Linked DNA regions of Homo sapiens: region 2 is linked to region 1. Evidence: chromatin contacts called from ENCODE Hi-C or POLR2A ChIA-PET data. All regions are on one chromosome and are shown on one strand. Each heading gives the region's core, a stretch centred on a gene start or an enhancer-like site at or near the end of the contact. The rest is flanking DNA. Distances are from core to core; before and after follow the strand shown. Region 1 holds the start of SLC19A3 (solute carrier family 19 member 3). Region 2 has its middle 8.9 kb from the start of DAW1.

Region 1 (2,859 bases), core at 152-2,651:
CAGCCTGGGCAAGATAGTGAGACTCTGTCTCTACCAAAAAAAAAAAACAAAAAAATTAATGTGACGTGGTGGCACCCACCTGCAAGCCCAGCTACTTGGGAGGCTGAGGCAGGAGGATCAGTGTGCCTGGGAGATTGAGGTTGCAGTGAGCTGGGGTTGCACCACTGCACTCCAGCCTGGGAGATAAAGTGAGACTTTGTCAAAAAAAAAAAAAAAAGAAAGAAAGAAAGAGAAAAGAAAAGAAAAGAGGCCAGGTGGCCGGGTGCTGTGGCTCACACCTGTAATCCTAGCACTTTGGGAGGCCGAGGCGGGTGGATCACCTGAGGTCAGGAGTTTGAGACCAGCCTGGACAACATGGTGAAACCCCATCTCTACTAAAAATACAAAAATTAGCTGGGTGTGGTGACGGGCGCCTGTAATCCCAGCTACTAGGGAGGCTGAGGCAGAAGAATTGCTGGAACCCGGGAGGTGGAGGTTGCAGTGAGCCAAGATCGTGCCATTGCACTCCAGCCCGGGGCCAACAACAGCGAGGCTCCATCTCAAAAAAAAAAAGAAAGAAAGAAAGAAAGAAAAAAGACCAGGCGCGGTGGCTCACGCCTGTAATCTCAGCACTTTGAGAGGCCGAGGCAGGCGGATCACGAGGCCAGGAGTTCGAGATGAGCCTGGCCAATATGGTGAAACCAAACCCCGTCTCTACTAAAAACACAAAAATTAACTGGGCGTTAATTTTTGGAGGCTGAGGCAGGAGAATCGCTTGAACCCGGGAGGCGGAGGGTTGTAGTGAGCCGAGATCGCGCCACTGCACTCCATCCTGGGCGACAGAGGGAGACTCTGTCTCAAAAAAAAAAAAAAGAAAGAAAGAAAAGAGAAAAGAAAAGAAAAAGAAGAAGAAAAGAAAAAATTGTTTGTATCAGATTTTCAAAGTGCCAGGAAACCATCCCACTCTACCTCCTTTAAAAAAAAAAAGTGCAGAGTGATTATAACCACTGGCTCTGGAGCCAGGAGCCCCAACTAAAACCCAGGCTTCTCTATTTACTAGGCCTACTTCCTTCCGCCTCACTTTCTTCATGTGTAGAGTGGGGGTGACAGCCAGCCAGCCCTCTCTCCTAAGCTTTTGGAGAGAAATAAATGGATTCATAAGAAAGGACATATTTGTAAATAAAGCAAACGATCGCTGTTGGATTCAGGCCCTCTTGCTTCATTATGCTGAATGTCAGTGTATTACTTAAGTTGTTCCTTTCAGCAGAGTTGACTGTTTCTGCCCAGAAAACCGGCCCTGGGCCAGGAAAATCTGGGCTTCCACACTGGGATGAAAGGTCTGGACGCCCGGATTCGCATATGCAAAGCGTGGGGGCGTGGCCCCGGGCTCCGGGCCAGGCAGGCTCCGCCCCCTTCCCACCAAGAGCGCCTGGATCCATCCGACAGCCGCGGGTGCGTGGTCGTGCGGCAAGTGAGCGATTTGGTGAACAGACACTCCCTTCTGTAGGTAAGAATATCTCGGGGGGCGAATTAATTGAAGAAGCACCGTCATCCCTCGGTCTTAGCAGTGTCGCCTCTCTCTTCCCGGGTTTGGAGAGCTGGGGGCGGGTTCCTGGCTCTGCGGGCCTGGGCTACACTCTGAGCCGCGTGAGGAGCTCTCCCCCTACGCCGCAGCCCGCGTGCTGGGATTCACCCAAGTGGGTTTGTCTGGAATTCCCATTTGCAGCCTTCTGGAAGCGCAGATTAAATAAAATCATGATTCCCGTAAAGTGCCAGCACCTCCTATGGTTACATCCCACGTTCACAGATTTTAACTGAAAAGGCATTTTAGCATAGAATTCCAAATTCCAATCCAAGGATGGAGAAAAGGTCCTTCCTAGTGGGAAAAAGGAAGGTGAGTTTGAATTTAAGAGAGCAGGGGCTTTTTTGGGAACCACTTGAAATTTAGTTAATTGAAACTAAAAGAAAACGCAACTACACCTTACAAAAACACTGCTGGAAAGGATACCTAAGTCATCAAATAATAAATAGTGTGACAGCTGTTTACCAAATCAATGTCGCTGCCGCAAATGTGCAAAAGGTTGGGACTTTCGGAGTGCTTCAAGTTTGAAAAAGGTAAAGGAATAATGTTTTCTAAAAGTACTCTCAGGCCAGGCGCAGTGGCTCACGCCTGTAATCCCAGCACTTTGGGAGGCTGAGCGGGGCGGATTGCTTGAGGTCAGGAATTCGAGACCAGCTTGGCCCTGGGATGAAACCCCGTCTCTACTAAAAAGGCAAAAATTAGCCGGGCATGGTGGCGGGTGCCTGTAATCCCAGCTACACTGGAGGCTGAGGCTGAAGAATGGCTTGAACTTGGGAGGCGAAGGTTGCAGTGAGCCAAGATTGCACCACTGCACTCCAGCCTGGGCGACCCAGCAAGATTCTGCCTCAAAAAAAAAAAAAAAAAAAAAAAAAAAGCACTCTCATGTGTTTTGCTCCTATCAATATTGAAACATTGGTGTCTCCTGTGGCAAAAGGTGTTTTTTTCATCGAGGCACATATATTAAATAGACCAAAACATAACTTCCCAAATATCTTATAAGATTATCCTAGTAGTAGCTGAAATGGACAAAAATACCAATTTCCTTCAGTCATTATTGCTAATAGACCAACAACACTCTTTTAAGGTTGTGTAATGGTAAATGCATACACATTTATTTAACATGCACACAGGGAGAATCAGAGTGATTGATTACCCACCCTGCAACATGTCTCAGAAGCTTATAGACTACCCTGGCAAATGAGGTTACGGGAGGGAGCCGAAGAGCATCCAGCAGAAGTGGATGGGCTTCTGCTAGGGAGCATGAATGGGTCAGGGGAGAGAATAAGCTACATTATCTT
Region 2 (2,859 bases), core at 108-2,607, 140 kb before region 1:
TCCAAAATGTCCCTACCGTACAATGCCTGCCTCCAATCCCTATGCCAACAACTGCATCTGGCCACTCTCAAGTAAACTCGCGGGACCCTAGTGATGGTTCATTCATTCATGTTGAAAACTCCATTCTATTCGGTGTTACTTGTCTGATTTTTCTTCCTCTTACAGGGTTTACTCTAAACTCCTGAAGGATCTGATACAATAGCCCTTTGCGGATTAATGGAGAAAAGGTCTGAAATTATTAGCCTTGGTTGTCATTGGTTCTATGCTCCCACTTGCATTATAATGCCCTCCTCAGCTTGTCAGGGTGCCTCCTACCACCTTCACTGCAGCAACTTGCTGAAATGTCACTGCACCCTGTTTCAGCCCCCAGAGGACAGTCTGCTGTGTGCCACTTCTGGAGTCTCTCCTCTTGGCCCTGGGTCCCTTAAAGAACCTGTAGTTCTTGGTGACTTCCATGCCCCACTCTGGGGTCCAGTGAACTTCTAAATACCTAAACTTGCCAGTTTGACAGATAAATTAGTCATCTCTCTCCAGCCTGCATCAGGCTGCCATTTCCACTCAATGCCCACTCCTTTCTGCAATGCATGAAAGCTGCTTTGTGAGGCTTGCTGGATTTCCAGGATCACCTCAAAGAAGCTCGGCGTCATTTATCTCTCTTCTTGGATCCCAAAATTCCAAAGAAGTTCTCTCCTGCCCTCCTACCTCCAACTGTGACTAATTGTCTCCCTCCTTCTCCCTTCTACCCAGTTAAATGAGTCATTCTCTAAATATGCTGATGGTAGTGGTGCTGGGGATTGACTGGAATCAGATCACTGGTGCCCTCTGCCTTGCCTGAGAAAAAGGCCCTGGCTAGGCTTGTGAATTTCATGCAAACAGGTAAAGACATCCTGCCATGCTTTATATGGTGCCACTGCTAGCACAAGCCATGACTTTGGGCAGATTAGGGAAAGGCATCAGCTCTGGGTTAGAGGGTGTTCCTTCACACTGCCAGGACCTCCAGGCCTAATGGGGGCATTCCCGCAGCCAGAAAACCCAAGCTGAGCAAGGGCCAGCCTTTGCCCCACTCACTGGCAGGGCTTTGGGAGCTATCCAGACTTCTCAGTGGGCCACCCAGCCCTGGACACGTGCCCAGGGGGCAGCTGATCATTGTAGGCTCCCCCTAGACTAGCCCTGCTCACAAAAAGCCTTCACCTCTCCACACTCCCTCATGAGCTTATACTCTCCTCTAGTGTACTTGGTTGCAAGTTGCTTTTCAATGAAAATGAAGTGAGGGAAAGATGGTGCAATGTGTAATTACATCAGACCTGCCAAGAGTCAGACTTTTGATGTTGCTGATGAGTTCGTCCTCTTTAGGGAGGCCTGATGGCCTGCCCGGAAAGGACACAAATGTGAGTCAGAGGAGCTTGACGTTTGAATGCCAGTTCTTCCACTTACTAGCAGATCCCTTTTAGAACCTCGATTTGCTCAAATCAAAACGGGGATAATAATACTATCTGCCTCATGGGGCTATTGTATAAAACAAATGATGTAAATATATACAGTGGGCTGTATACCCAATTTCTAGGCACCTAAAATCTTTTTTCGTTGAACATTATCGTAACGGAATTAACCACTTCTATAACTAAATTGTTTAACTCTGGAATACGTGTTGATATGCAAAATATGTCTAACCATCTATTCCAAATAAAATACCACATCGAGGGATTGTTGCAATTAGGTCAAGGTTATTTATCTGCTAAATAGCTCACTGCCAGTAGGGGGCAGAAGTGTACACCTGTTTTATAAGAGCATTTACATTCTTTCCGTAGGTCAATAATAACTTAATTGTATATTTTAAAATAACTTAAATAATGTAATTGGGTTTTTTGTAACTCAAAAGATAAATGCTTCAGGGGATGGATAACCCATTCTCCATGATGTGCTTTTTTTTTCCAATCCTCAGAGACATCTGAAATGTGCTTATTTCACATTGCATGCTGTGTCAAAATATCTCATGTACCCTATCAATATATATACCTACTATGTACCCACAAAAATTTTTACAAATAATAAAAATAAAACTTTTTATAATAAAATAAACAATAAATACAACAAAATATTCAGAAAAGGAAGGAAGGAAGGAAGAAATGAAGGAAGGAAGGGAGGGAAGGAGGAAGGGAGCCCAGAGCCTAGGCCAGACAAAAGAGCCTAAGTATTGAGCAAACTCTTTCCTTTTAGCTACCTAAAACTTATCTTTGAAATAACTTGGCCGGGCGCGGTGGCTCACGCCTGTAACCCCAGCATTTTGGGAGGTAGAGGCAGGCAGATCACTTGAGATCAGGAGTTTGAGACCAGCCTGAGCAACATGGTGAAACCCCATGTCTACTAAAAATACAAAAATTAGCTGGGTGTGGTGGTGGGCGCCTATAATCCCAGCTACTTGGGAGACTGAGGCAGGAACATCGCTTGAACCTGGGAGGCAAGAGGTAGCAGTGAGCCAAGATTGCACGCCACTGTACTCCAGCCTGAGTGACAGAGTGAGACTCCGAGAAAGAGAGAGAGAGAGAGAGAACTCCTTGCCATGACACCAAACATGCTAGCAATGGTAACAATGATAATAATTAACATTTATTGAATGCATACTTTGTACCAGGCTCTGGGTTAATTGTATCACCCAAATCATCTGCTTCAATCTTCACAAAAACTATGCAGTAAGGACCATTGTTCCCATTTTACAGATGACAAATTGAGGCTTTGAGAGAAGAGCACAGCTTGATACGCCCTCTCTGTTTAAGGCCATTTTGAAATAGTTCTTTATTTAGCCAATTTTACTTGCCTTGGTCTAAATTTCTTACTTTTTCAATTATTTTCTTATTTCCT

Evidence for each region. Hi-C counts contacts between places; a loop is a spot of excess contacts on that map. ChIA-PET counts read pairs that join two places held with the same protein, here RNA polymerase II (POLR2A). Pooled maps may share reads with other maps.
Region 2: a loop to region 1 is called in a map of dorsolateral prefrontal cortex, with 4 times the contacts of the local background. The contact joins the enhancer-like site here to the promoter of SLC19A3 in region 1. A Hi-C loop is called at or near these places in 1 of 168 maps with a recorded cell type or tissue (dorsolateral prefrontal cortex) and 7 of 50 pooled maps. POLR2A ChIA-PET finds 5 or more read pairs at or near these places in 2 of 52 experiments (MCF 10A and OCI-LY7).

The regions. Positions count from the first base shown.
Region 1 is chr2:227,716,570-227,719,428 of GRCh38, reverse strand. It overlaps SLC19A3 (solute carrier family 19 member 3), which reads left to right and starts at 1,401. Exons shown (of 6, transcript NM_025243.4): 1 at 1,401-1,486. RefSeq lists an enhancer at 984-1,870.
Region 2 is chr2:227,861,314-227,864,172 of GRCh38, reverse strand. No RefSeq gene overlaps it. Among named protein-coding and RNA genes, the nearest start is that of DAW1, 8.9 kb to the left of the region's middle. Within about 2 kb of position 1,357, at least 8 of the 41 ENCODE cell types and tissues checked have a DNase peak (open chromatin) inside an H3K27ac peak, as active enhancers do.